Linked DNA regions of Homo sapiens: region 2 is linked to region 1. Evidence: chromatin contacts called from ENCODE Hi-C or POLR2A ChIA-PET data. All regions are on one chromosome and are shown on one strand. Each heading gives the region's core, a stretch centred on a gene start or an enhancer-like site at or near the end of the contact. The rest is flanking DNA. Distances are from core to core; before and after follow the strand shown.

Region 1 (6,237 bases), core at 1,629-4,128:
TGTAAACACACACTCTTTAAAGTGTTCCTAATGAAAAAAAAATGCTCTTTCCTTCTTACTTAGCCAATCTTTTTTCCTATTTTAGTGTTTATAAATACTGAATGAGGACTGGATCAAGGGAAGAAAGGCAGTAGCGACAACCAAGTCACAAAAATCGAGAGCTTCCCCTAAGAAGTGTTTGAATTGCCTTTCCTTTGGGGCAAAGGAAAGAATGGATAAAATTATTAACTCATGAAACTCCCTCTGTACCAGGCATTTAGCATACATTATCTCATTTGATCTTCCCTCAAACCCCTTTTAATTGGCATACATACCCATTATTATTTTACAAATGAGGAAACTGAGGCTCAAAGAAGGTAAGTCATTTTCTCAGGATCACACAGTTAGCAAGTGGAGAAGTTATGATTCCTAACCAACCCCAAGCATGTTTCAATATGCTGTCACAAGCAACTCAGAGTTCCTTTGAGATGACAAGGCAAACTTATAATGCGATGTTCCAAGATATTGCCAAGGAGTGGAAAGTGGGGTCCAATTTGGGATCATATGGTAGTTTTATTTTTAATGTTTTTGAGGAACCTCCATACTGCTTTCCATAGTGGCTGTACTAATTTATATTCCCACCAACAGTGTATTCCTTAATTAATTTATTTTAATTATTTATGCTTCCGGGTAATATTTTAAGTTTGAAAATCAATGATCTAAGTACATATCCCTGCCTTTTGTAGAAGAAAAGCCAAGCCCAGGGAGGAAAAGAAATTGCTTAAAGTTACAAAACTGTTTAGCCTAGAGCACAAACTAAAAGTTGTGTCTCTAGTCTAGGGTCATTCTCCTAGTTAGATGAGACTTGTCTTAAGACTACAGCAAATCCAAGTCTCAAGGTGTTATCTTGTTCTGAAGTAAAGTTTTATATTTTAAGGACCTACTGAGCCGGAATGTTAATCAGATGCCTAAATTTCCCCTAAAGCAGGATCCGTAGCAATGGACCTAGCCTCAATTTCTCTACTATTTGAGCTGACCTATCGTATTGTTAGATAGTTCTGTTTAGAAAGCGCTTCCTTATATTGAACCTTATTTTGCCTTCCTGAAATTTTCTCCCCCTTTATTACCTCTAATTCGTCCTTTCCAGAAGAATCATTCAAGTTTTTCCATGAGCTCTTTCTGATCCAAGATGAATATTTACAAAAGCCTTCATTCCTCTTTGTAAAGGTATAGTTTTGTTACTTCTCCAACCTAGTCAAATTACTCCAAAAATGTTCCAGGATGTTTGCTTTTCTTGAAAGCCATGGCAGCTAGAACTGTACCCTTGGTATGGTTTCTTGGTTTGGAACACGATACTCCTCTGTTTGGAAACACCCTGTCATGAACGTAGCCTACATTTGTACTATTCATTTCAAATAGCCACACTACTTGACGACGACAACAACAACAACAAAAGTCCTATGTCTTTAACTTGTGCCTCTGCTAATCACATCACCCTTACTTTGTGCTTTTTCACTTCTATGTATGGTCCTAATGCAGAGCAGTTTAGTTTTCCCTTTTCAGTTTTGCAATATTTGATGTGGTTCGCTTTCCAATCTAGAAAATGATCCTTTGCACCCTCAGTGTGTCATCCTCTGTGTCAACCTCTGTGTATCTCTGAGATTATTTTTAGTAACTTTACCAATTTATCTCTCTCTTCTCTTTCTAGTCATTAGTAAGCAGCAAAACTTTCATTTTAGATAATTAGCAACACAGGGAGAGGAGATAGGCATAAAATAGTGGATGTGAAATTGAGCTTTCCTCCTGCCAAAATAGAGCTCTCACCAACTGCTTTTTTGTTCTTGCTGCTTTGATGAATCGACTGATTCATTAACTTATTTAAGATATGAGGAATTGAACCTTTCACTTTTTTCCTGCTACCTAATTTTCACTTCATCTGCATTAATAATAATAACTGCGTTGTGACCACCTGGAAATAATTGTACATCCAAATAATTGTCATCTCCTCTCTAGCCAATTTTGTAATTCAAGTTCCTTCTCTGGGAGAATTCAAGGAACTTCATTTCAGAGACTGTGCTGTCTTTAAATATTTTAAGGAATATCAAGGGTAAGAGGAATTAACATGAGGCCCCAAGAGGGAGAATTAAACATTTCATTGGGTAGAAATTGTAGTGAGTCATATTTTACTTTAATGTAGAGAGAAGAACTCTGTTAGAATCAATGCCATTTGGAAATAGAACTGGCCATCTTGTGAGGAAATGAGTTCCCTATCAAAGACAATGTTCAGGCAAAAGTTAGATATTACTTCAAGGGGCTGTGGAAGACTGCATCAGACAGAACATTTGATAACCTTTCTTATAAGATCCTCATCAGTCTGAGATTTCAGTACTCTGTAAAGACAGAACAACTGGAGAGGGTAAGAGAGAATACCTTTAAATATTTTAGCACCAGGGAAACATGCCTTTCTACCTTTTTAAGTTTCTTATATTTGTGGTAGTAAAATTCTAAGCTCAGAGTCTGTGCCTGATAAATTCTCTCTGAAGAGTTACAGGCAAAATGCCCAGTTTTGCCTTACAAGCCATGTAAATCCAGTAATAGGAAATTATGTACATTGAATTCCCCTTCCACCTTCCAAATGCCTAGGGCTGGTAAAAGGGCAGTAGAAACTAAGTGGGAGGAAGCTGGGTTTTACAACTTAAGATACGTTAGGTTGGTTGGTTGGATTTTTAGTAGTTTGAAGCTACTAATTTTTTTTCACACTCAGTATGTGTCCAGAGTTAACAAGAGAGATATTCTTATCACTGAAACTCAAGAAAAAAGGCTGATGAAGGCTGCATTTGGATACATGATTCCATGATTGCAGAAGAAAAAAGAACACTGTGAATCACGTCCTGACTCTTGAAACTTCTATCCAGATTCTGGGAAGATAGTAGTGGTGTCATGCCACTTGGTTTTGTAATTCTCTGCCTTTTTCCCTAAGGGGTTATTACTAAGCACCCTAGTGATAATTCCTTTTATATTTCAAGAGAAATATTTTCAAAAAAATTTCTTCTGTGACTCAGCATGATAAAACAACATCAGCCGGCACTATGCATTTTCAGTTCTCCCGAATCTTGGAATTGAGAGAGAAACAGCTAATTCTCTCCATAGGTTTTCGGTTATGAATTCTGTATCCAAGAAAGCTAGATCTGGAAAGATCCTTAGAGATCATCGATCCTCTCATTTTGTAAATGTGGAAACAAGGTCAGCAAAAAGGACTGGCAGTTCAATAGCATGTGGTGATTCAGCAATACAGCCTTCAATGACATAGATCATACAATGCTCTTTTTCAGTGATCTTTCTAAACCATGTGTTATCCCTTCCCAGAACTATTGGCAGGTGTGGTTTTATAATGTGCACTGCCTGGTATATAAATATGTATTACCTCAGAATTAGCTGAAATCAATCAGGCAAGTCACCAGTATGAAAAGCTATCCACAAGACCTCTTTTTATTTTGATAGGGTGGGGATTAGAAGCTAAAGAACAGAAGGACATCAGACACTTGAGTGGAAGGAGATATAGCCATTAATGTTGAAAAGAGATCAGAAAAAAGAAAGCCAAGAGGAGAGAACAAGTTGAACAGGAATATAGTATCAGTTCTATTGATTGTGGGTGCCAGTGGCAGCTATGCACAATGGTATCTGCCAAGTGCAGACATGCGGCTTCACTGGAATACTGACACAGAGCAGAGTGACACATGGTAGCATGCTTTGCAAGTTTATGAGTTATTGTCAATGCTTCCAACTTGATTATAAGGGACCTTTGTTCCAAAGGTTGTGTTAATTGAGGTATCACTGTAATGTTACACATGGCTTATATAAGATGTTGATAAAATTAGAAAGTAGGGTACTGAGATGTCTGGTTCCTCACCCACCTAGCCCTCCAAATCCCGCAGGTGGGCTCATTGAACTCTCTCTGGAGGTGAACACTATCGTAAAGTCTGCATCCAAAATCCATTCACTTTTTCATTTATTCATACATTCGTTTTCATTCAACAAACACAAGGATACCTGTGTTAGCAAGCCAGTTGCATCCACTAACACATAAAAGTCTTACAACAGCATGCAATAAGTTTGACCAGACCTCTTATATATGATCTTTTTATTAGCAATATTGAGGCCAGTCTATCAACAAACATGTTTCTAGATTTATCAGGTTAGTGTTTTTATATATATATATGTATCTAAAACACATTTCCATGATGCCTAAATGCCTTCATATATTGTTGTTAAAATTAAATGCATAACAAAATAAATATGCATTTCAAATGATTATATTTTATTGATTTTGCAAAGCTATAAGAATGAAAATACGACTCAAGGAAAACATAGCAGAGAGGAAAGTAACATCAGCAATATGGTGGTATAAGAGTCTCCAGCATATATCCTTTCAAAGAAAAATGAATTTAAAAACCATCCAGTCATAAAAATAACTTCACAACAGATAAGGACTCCAGATGAGAGATTGCGGTGCCTAGGTGGAGCACAGAAATGATAAAAGATACATTGAAGAGGTTATAAAGGACAGTTTCACACTACCCATGTCAGCCTCCTGCAAGCTCCTGGAGTGCACTGTGGAGAGAGATACCTTCAAGGTAGAGGAAGGAGAGTAAAGTCAACATTTGGTTTTGCCATGGACATACTCCATTAACTCTAGTGCCAGACTGGCTCCTGCAAACCGCAGCTCCAGGCCCGCCCTAGTGCCAGGCCATCCTCACTGGAACAAAGCACCAGCCAAGCCCTTGTGAACCCAGAAACCAGGTTTGCCTGCCAACTGACCCAGGATTCAGGTCAGCCCACCTGAGGACTGAAACAGCATGTCTACCCACAGACCCAACGAGCTGCTCACACAAAATTAAGCCAGCTGACTGGTAAAGGGCTTTCCTTACCAAAATCAGTCTGTAAAGATTAGAAGAGGTGCTTACTTCTTAAAATACACAGACACCAATGAAAGATATCCAAAAAAATCTAGAGAAAGGAATCAAAGCAAACCACTACAAAAAAAAAAAAGATCATCAACACACACCAAAAAAAGAAAAAAGAGAACTACTGAGTATATAGAAAATGATTAACCAAATGACAATAGTAATTCCTTCCTGTCAATAATACTTTAAACATAAATGGGTTTAATTCTCCAATCAAAGACATGGAATGGCAAACGTGACTAAAAAAAGAGAGAGAGAGAGAGAGATATCAAAATGTATGCTTCCTACAAGAGACTCACTTTAGCTTTAAAGACACACATAGGTTGAAAGTGAAGAGATGGGAAAAGATATGCCACATAAATGGTAACTACAAGAGAGCAGGGGTGACTATACTTACACAGACTTTAAGTCAAAAACTGTCACAAGAGGCAAAGAAGGTCATTATATAATGATAAAAGAATCAGTTCATCATGAGGATATAACAATTGTAAATATGCATGAACCCAATATTGGGGTACCTAAATATACTGAGCAAATATTACAGAAATGAAGAGAAAAGTAAACAGCAACAGAGTAATAGTAGAGGACTTATATAACCCCACTTTAAACAATGGATATGTCATCCAGACCGAAAACCAAAAATGATACAGCAGAATTAAACAACACTGTGACCAAATGAACCTGATAGACATATGCATAACACTTCAGCTAACAGCAGCAAAACATACATTTTTTCAAGAACATATGAAGCATTCTTCAGAATTCTTTATATATTAGCCCACAAAATAAGTCTTGACAAATTTGAGAAGATTAAAATCATCTCAAATACCTTTTCCCTACCACAATGGTATGAAACCCAAAGAAATACTAGGAAAAAAACAGAAAAAAGTCACAAATATGTAGAAATTGGGCATCCTATTCTTGAACAACCAATGGGGAAAAGGGAAATCAAAATATATCTTGAGACAAATGAAAGAAAAAAATATACCAAAATTCACTGGCTACAGCAAAAATATTTCTAAGTAAGAAGTTTATAGCAATAAATGCCTACTTGAAGAAAGAAGAAAAATCTCAAATCAACAACCCAATTTTACACTTCAAGGATCTAGGAAAAGGAGAACAAAGAAAGCCCAAACATAGTAGAAGGAAAGAAATAACACAAATAAAAGCAGAAATAACAGCAGAGACTAAGAAAACCCTATAGAAGAGATCAATGAAAGTAAGAGTTAGTTTTGCAAAGATAAACAAAATTGACAAACATTTACCCAGACTAAGAAAAAATGAGAGGGCTCAA
Region 2 (6,237 bases), core at 1,902-4,401, 43 kb after region 1:
GATGAGCAAGATGTGAATATGCGCAGATGGAGTTTTAAAACATTCCTGGTGGAGGGCAGAATATGATCCAAGGCACAAGAGCAACCAGAAAAATATGCAACCTAGAGGAAAGTGCATGAAGGGGAGCAGTTGTAAAATAATTTTCATGAATGTAAGTGAGAAGAATTTGTATCATAGACACCTGAGTTTGGCAGAGTGCATGTTCTTGGCTCCTAGGAGTCAAGAAGAACAAAGTGTCCCTTTCTCCTACGTTATGCTCAGTGGTCCAAGTCCAAAACACCTTTCCTTCCTTAAGTACTTTCTTCTCCCCTCCATACAAATCTAAAGTCTTCACAAACATCATTTAAACAGGCAGGTCATGGTCAGAAAGGCAATTGCTTTTCCTAGACTTCTATGTACGTTATTATATTACAATTTCTGCCTAAAAGACTCTAAAGTCTTGGAAAAGTTTCCACCTTGCACATCAAAGATATAATTCATGCATTTGTATAGTAACCTTAGTCCCCTAAGAGAATAAGGATGAACTATAAATATAAGAAGCAATTATGGTAATTATAATATGATTGCCACTTATTTTTCACTTGATCGTGTATGGTTGCATGCTACTGGTGTTCTGTTGAATTCTAGAGAGTTTGCCTCTTTTTCCTGGGTCAACTCTCGCCATTTATTTCCATAATGCAATAGGAGCCAATCTTTTTCATAATTACTTATTTAAAATTTGTTGCCATTTAATTTCTGTTCCTCTTAGCTTAGTAACTTTAGGATTTTTAAATAACAACTATTGAAATCATGACATACGTTTAAATGATATTATTTAAATACGTTAGGCTATAAACCTTTTAAATTTTTTAAAAAAATAGATGAGTGTGGTGGCTCATGCCTGTAATCCCAACACTTTGGGAAGCCGGGTCGGGAGGATAGCTTGAGTCCAGCAGTTTGAGACCAGTCAGGGCAACACAGCAAGACCCCATATCTAAAAAAACAAAACAAAACAAAATTACCTGGGTATGGTTGTGCTCACCTGTAGTCCAAGCTACACAGGAAGCTGAGGCAGAAGGATCACTTGAGCCCAGGAGGTTGAGGCTGCAGTGATCCATGAACGCGCTGCTACACTCAGTCTGGGTGACAGTGCAAGAAGCTGTCTCAAAAATAATAAATAAATAAAAATAACTTTTAAAAAACAAAAATTAATTAAATTTTAAAGACACAACACACTAGAGATGTTTGCAAATTGATTATTTGGGAGTCTATATCCCTGGAAGTTAATTTAAAATATTTAGAAGAGTTCTTCCTCATTTCCTAGAGACGTCGAATTGTAAATATCAGAGCTAGAAGGAACACTAGGGCTCGCCACTCCAAAGTGTGGTCCAAGGACCAGCAGCATCAAGTAACCTGGGAACGTGTTAGAAATGCAGAGTCTTAGGCCTCACCCCAGACCTACTGAACCAGAATCTGCATTAACAAGATTTCTAGGTGCCTCACGGGCACATTAAAACTTGAGAAGCTCTGCACTAGAAATCTTCACTCCACCTTTCATTATAAATGGAATCACTTGGCTGTGGTCACAGGAAATTGATTATTTTTAATTTCAGAACCTTCTATTTAGGTCATCTATATTTGCTAATAGCAGGGAAGAAAGCCAAACTCTTTAACTGCAATTAACAAATCTATAATTAATTAGTTAAGCAATCTTCCCTTTAAGTTTTACATTTTGTGGAGCAAGCTGTTTGATTTGGCTGGGGCTCAGGCTGGCCTGTTTGTGAATTTCACAATTCACAGATGTTAGCCGCTCTCGGGCTAAGTAAAGGAAGAGAATGTCAAGTTTTAAATAGCTTCTCCCTTCCATCCTGGCTGAAGCAACAAATAAAATATTTTTATGAAACACATTTTGAGTTAGATTTACTTACAGGGAAATGTCAAATTTCTCTGAAAGGGCTTTAGATTGTCTCACAACTTTGACATCTACTGATGTCACCTATTTACAGGTGTGTCCTGTGACTAGGGGGTGAAGGGAAGATGTGAACTCACCATGTTAGTGACCGTTAGATACACAGAGTGGTTTTTTTTCCCCCTGTTGGAGTCTATCCTAACTGAGCTTCTGAATCATATTTCATTCAATTTCCAAATCCACAAAACCAGGATAAGTTTACAGCCCATATTCAGAAAGGAAATAAATTATTTTGTGTGTAGACTTTCCTGATATTACACTGATTTGGGAATATATGAACAATTTTATGGTTTCCTTTCGAAGTAGGTCAAGTCAAAGCAAAACCAAAAACAGCAAAAACTGTAAGACATAAAGAATAGAGTGGAGCCGACTGAGAGATTAAAATAAACTAGAATATTTTTATTAACAGGCAATTTGAAATAATTTGTGCACTTCAGAATATTCTACAATAATATATTATTTCCAATTTTAATATCTTTAAGAAAATTACTATATTATATGTAAGTACATGTGCATGTGTTTGAGGTAGGATATTTAACTCAATAAAGGTTATTTTCTTTTATTCGGGTCAGGCAAAGCTTCTAAGGGGATGTGAAAGGGATATCTCTTTCTCTTAGCTGAGAGGAAGAGTGAGTTCTAAGTTAAATATAATCAAGGAATTTCCCTGTCTTTGCTATTTGAGATTGTGACCACAACAGGCGGTTGGCTGAAAGGGAAACTGAAGGGCGGGGAGGGAGGGAAATAGATGAAAAAACAAAACAAAACAAAACTTCCCTAAGCAGCTCTACAAAACATTTTAGCCCCAGAAATAGTCACAGAAATCCTCAAATCAAACCAGTATCCAGATACAAGGAAGTGTTATGTAGCTGGAGCAGGGTGGACACTCATCAGCTCAGTTCAGTTACAAAAGTCCAGGCTGCTGAAATTAAACTCTGATGCCATTCATGCCAGCATCCAATCACGACAGAGATCAGAAGTTCAGAGATGCCTCCAGCTCCAAATTGCCAACAACAAGTGTGGCTACTATACGTCAAGGACTCTGAAGCCGTGAGAGAGGGGGAAGAACAACAGTAGAGAGGATGCCCAGCTGGTAAGAATCGAGTGTTTATGAAGTTTTAGTCAATTGATGAATCTCATTGGCTAAAATCAAGAAACGCTCCGCCTCTTTGCAAATATGTATGAAGGAGAGAAGTGCCTAAACTTCTATGTCTGATAGCATTTGACCCTATTGCTTTTAGCCTCCCGGCTTTATATCTATATATACACAGGTATATGTGTATATTTTATATAATTGTTCTCCGTTCGTTGATATCAAAGACAGTTGAAGGAAATGAATTTTGAAACTTCACGGTGTGCCACCCTACAGTACTGCCCTGACCCTTACATCCAGCGGTGAGTTTGAATGTGACATAACTTCTCTCAAAACTTAATTGAAGTGCCTTGTGTATTATGAATGTGTCAGCTGTGTACAAAGAACAATTCCTCCTTGTTTAGTCAGCACAGTGATATTATTTTGGACTTTCTGTGGACTTAAAGTGGTCTGTGGACATATTTTCTGAATGTCTTTTTTGGTTGATATTTGGATCTACAAAGTGAAAAAATTTGAAGCGAATCTTCCCATTTAAAAAAAATTATCACGCCATTTAAGAATGTTTAAAATATATTATTTGCCTTGTTCAGCACCTACTCACTCAATAAGAAATTTCACTGGGCAGGGATATAATAATGTATGGATAATCTTCAAGTCAAAATAAACACCAAATAATTTTGATTTATACATTAAGAAATAGATAACTAGCCATTGTTGTACCAAACAGATTGTGGCTTGTCATTGCATTTTATAAGGAATATTTTTTGGTATGTTTGATAATGAAAATCTTTTGACAAATCTGACTTTTAAAGCTTGTGATTGTAGTAAATTTTATTTAGAAACATTTGCCTAGTACTAAGAGAGAATATTAGTGAGGGTGCACAATTGTGTATGTGCTTCAAATTAGACTTTGCTATTTTTAAACTGGTAAATGAAATCTGAACAGTGTTTTTCCAGTCATAAAGTTATGGGAGATATTCAAGTCATATGTAGCAATGTGATGTTAGTTTAACAGCATGAGATTTCGTACTTTATTTTATAAGACTAATGAGAGAGGTCCTTTGCGTGTTGAAAATGGTGAGGTTACAAAGGGTTAACTTGCCATTTACCACCTGTGTCTGTTGGAGCTTGATACTAGAAGCAGATTCTGCTCTCTCTGGGCAGGACTCACTTACTGTAGACTAGTAGAGTGTGAAAGATTTGTGATCTTCCTTTAACGTGATTTGCTACAACGTAGAACACTAATGTGAGCTATGTAGATTGTTTCTCTTCCTGTGAGGTTTCTGGTGGGTTGTGCGAAAAGGCAGAAGAGAAAGAGCAAGGCAGAAAGATAAATAGAATAAAGGAGATAAAAAGAAAAGGGTGAAAAAAGAGAGAGGGGAAGCAAGTTTGGGGTCTCCAAGGTTTCAGTGGAATTTGTTGGTGGTGGCTTGATTCGTGTCTTGCTGTTTACCACAAACAACAATATTAGCACAAATAAATGGCTCTAGGATTTATGTTCTTGTATAATGTGAAAATTAGATCTAGCTGCAGTTGAGGATTGGGTTGATTAAAAAGAAAAACACCAAAGATTTTCTGGTTCTCAAAATTGTTTCTAATCTCAAAATTATCTATTCCATTAAACATCTTTGGAAATAATAGTTCTAAGAAGATAATTGTGATGAAATAGTAACTGTGTAATGCTACTCTTGAGGGCATCTCTCCTAAACTAGGTACTTGGAACCAGGGAAGCTTTAGAAGAAACTTCCTTCTATTGACTAATAACCCACACTTCAATCCTGCATACATACCTCTCTAGAAGCATTTCTAATGATAAGAGAGGCCTATAAATATAAAGAAATAGAGAAACTACTTTTTATATTACCTTGACGATCTATTAGTTCATGAAGCAAATGTCATCTCAGTTTTTGACATACTGTAATATTCTAAGCAATCATAGTATTTTTGGTTTTTTTTTAACCTTTATTTTAAGTTCAGGGGTACAAGTGCAAGTTTGTTATACAGGTAAACTTGTGTCATGGGGGTTTGTTGTACAGATTATTTCATCACTCAGGTACTAAGCCTAGTACCCATTAGTTATTTTTCCTGATCCTATCCCTCCTCCCACCTTCCACCCTCTGAAAGGCCCCAGCGTGTGTTGTTCCCCTCTATGTGTCCATGCGTTGTCATCATTTAACTCCCACTTAACACGTGAGAACATACAGTATTTGGTTTTCTGCTCCTGTGTTAGTTTGCTAAGGATAATGGCCTCCGGCTCCATCCAAGTCCCTGCAAAGGACATGATCTCATTCTTTTTTATGGCTACATAGTATTTTTAAGTAGTTTTAAATTTTCCTAGAATGCCCTGGGCTTTAATCATGGTGCCTGATACTTTTGGGGAAGGCAGGGGAGGGCATGTTGAGAAGCTGTGAGACTATGGTTCAGAATGGCCAGGGAGCAATTATTTGCCTAATAAATAATTTTAGGCAAGAATATGTACTTCTCATTTGTAATGCAAGCTTAACCAGCAAAAACATTAAGGTGATGAAACATAGCTCTTACTCAGCATCTGCTCTGCGGAAGACATTGCAAATACAAAAACCAATTAGATGTGACTGTTACATTCATTTATTTAATGTTGCAGTACTTACATATTTAATCTAAAATATATTTTCCTCAAGTATTTTAACTGTTTGTCATGTGTTTTAAGGACTGAATTATTACTATTTTCCAACCTTTATTACTTAGTGAATAAACAAGTGAATAAATGAAATATCACTGAAGGAATTAGTATGATAATGTATATGGTCAAAGCAAGGATCAAACAATATGTTCTTTGATACCTCATGAGTAAATGGGTTTGAGCTGGTTTTTGTAAGCAGACAACCGTTGTAGTTCTCGGTTTACAAAAAGCTATTTTAAGAAAGACCAAATTTAATCATTCCATAATCATAGTCATCTACATAGTTAAATTTGTCTTTACTGACCTTGTGTTTAGAAAGAAGTCATGAAAGATAATTTTTTAAAGAAAGAACAGGATATCTTGATATTTTTAACTCCAAGCTACCTTAATTTATGAATTCCCTTACAGAATAGAAAAAAAAATGACAGATGTTATCTTTTATTACTAAATGTTAATGCCATTCCAAAAAAGTGTTTAAATACATGTTTCAAAGGATGATGGTAATCATTCTCTAAGTTAAAATTGGGACTTCATCCT

The links. A loop is a pair of places that touch in the nucleus more often than their neighbours do. ChIA-PET counts read pairs that join two places held with the same protein, here RNA polymerase II (POLR2A). Pooled maps may share reads with other maps.
Region 2: a map of GM12878 shows a loop between it and region 1 (2.0-fold over the local background). The contact joins the promoter of TP63 here to the enhancer-like site in region 1. A Hi-C loop is called at or near these places in 2 of 168 maps with a recorded cell type or tissue (GM12878 and endothelial cell of umbilical vein), 14 of 37 single-sample maps with no recorded cell type and 8 of 50 pooled maps. POLR2A ChIA-PET finds 5 or more read pairs at or near these places in 4 of 52 experiments (MCF 10A, OCI-LY7, SK-N-SH and 1 more).

The regions. Positions count from the first base shown.
Region 1 is chr3:189,585,698-189,591,934 of GRCh38, forward strand. No RefSeq gene overlaps it. Among named protein-coding and RNA genes, the nearest start is that of TP63, 43 kb to the right of the region's middle. RefSeq lists an enhancer at 1,251-1,390. Within about 2 kb of position 2,879, at least 5 of the 41 ENCODE cell types and tissues checked have a DNase peak (open chromatin) inside an H3K27ac peak, as active enhancers do; they include GM12878, where a contact is called at or near this core.
Region 2 is chr3:189,628,238-189,634,474 of GRCh38, forward strand. TP63 (tumor protein p63) reads left to right here and starts at 3,152. Exons shown (of 14, transcript NM_003722.5): 1 at 3,152-3,340. The coding sequence starts at 3,279. RefSeq lists a promoter at 2,467-3,276 and a cis regulatory region at 2,669-2,679.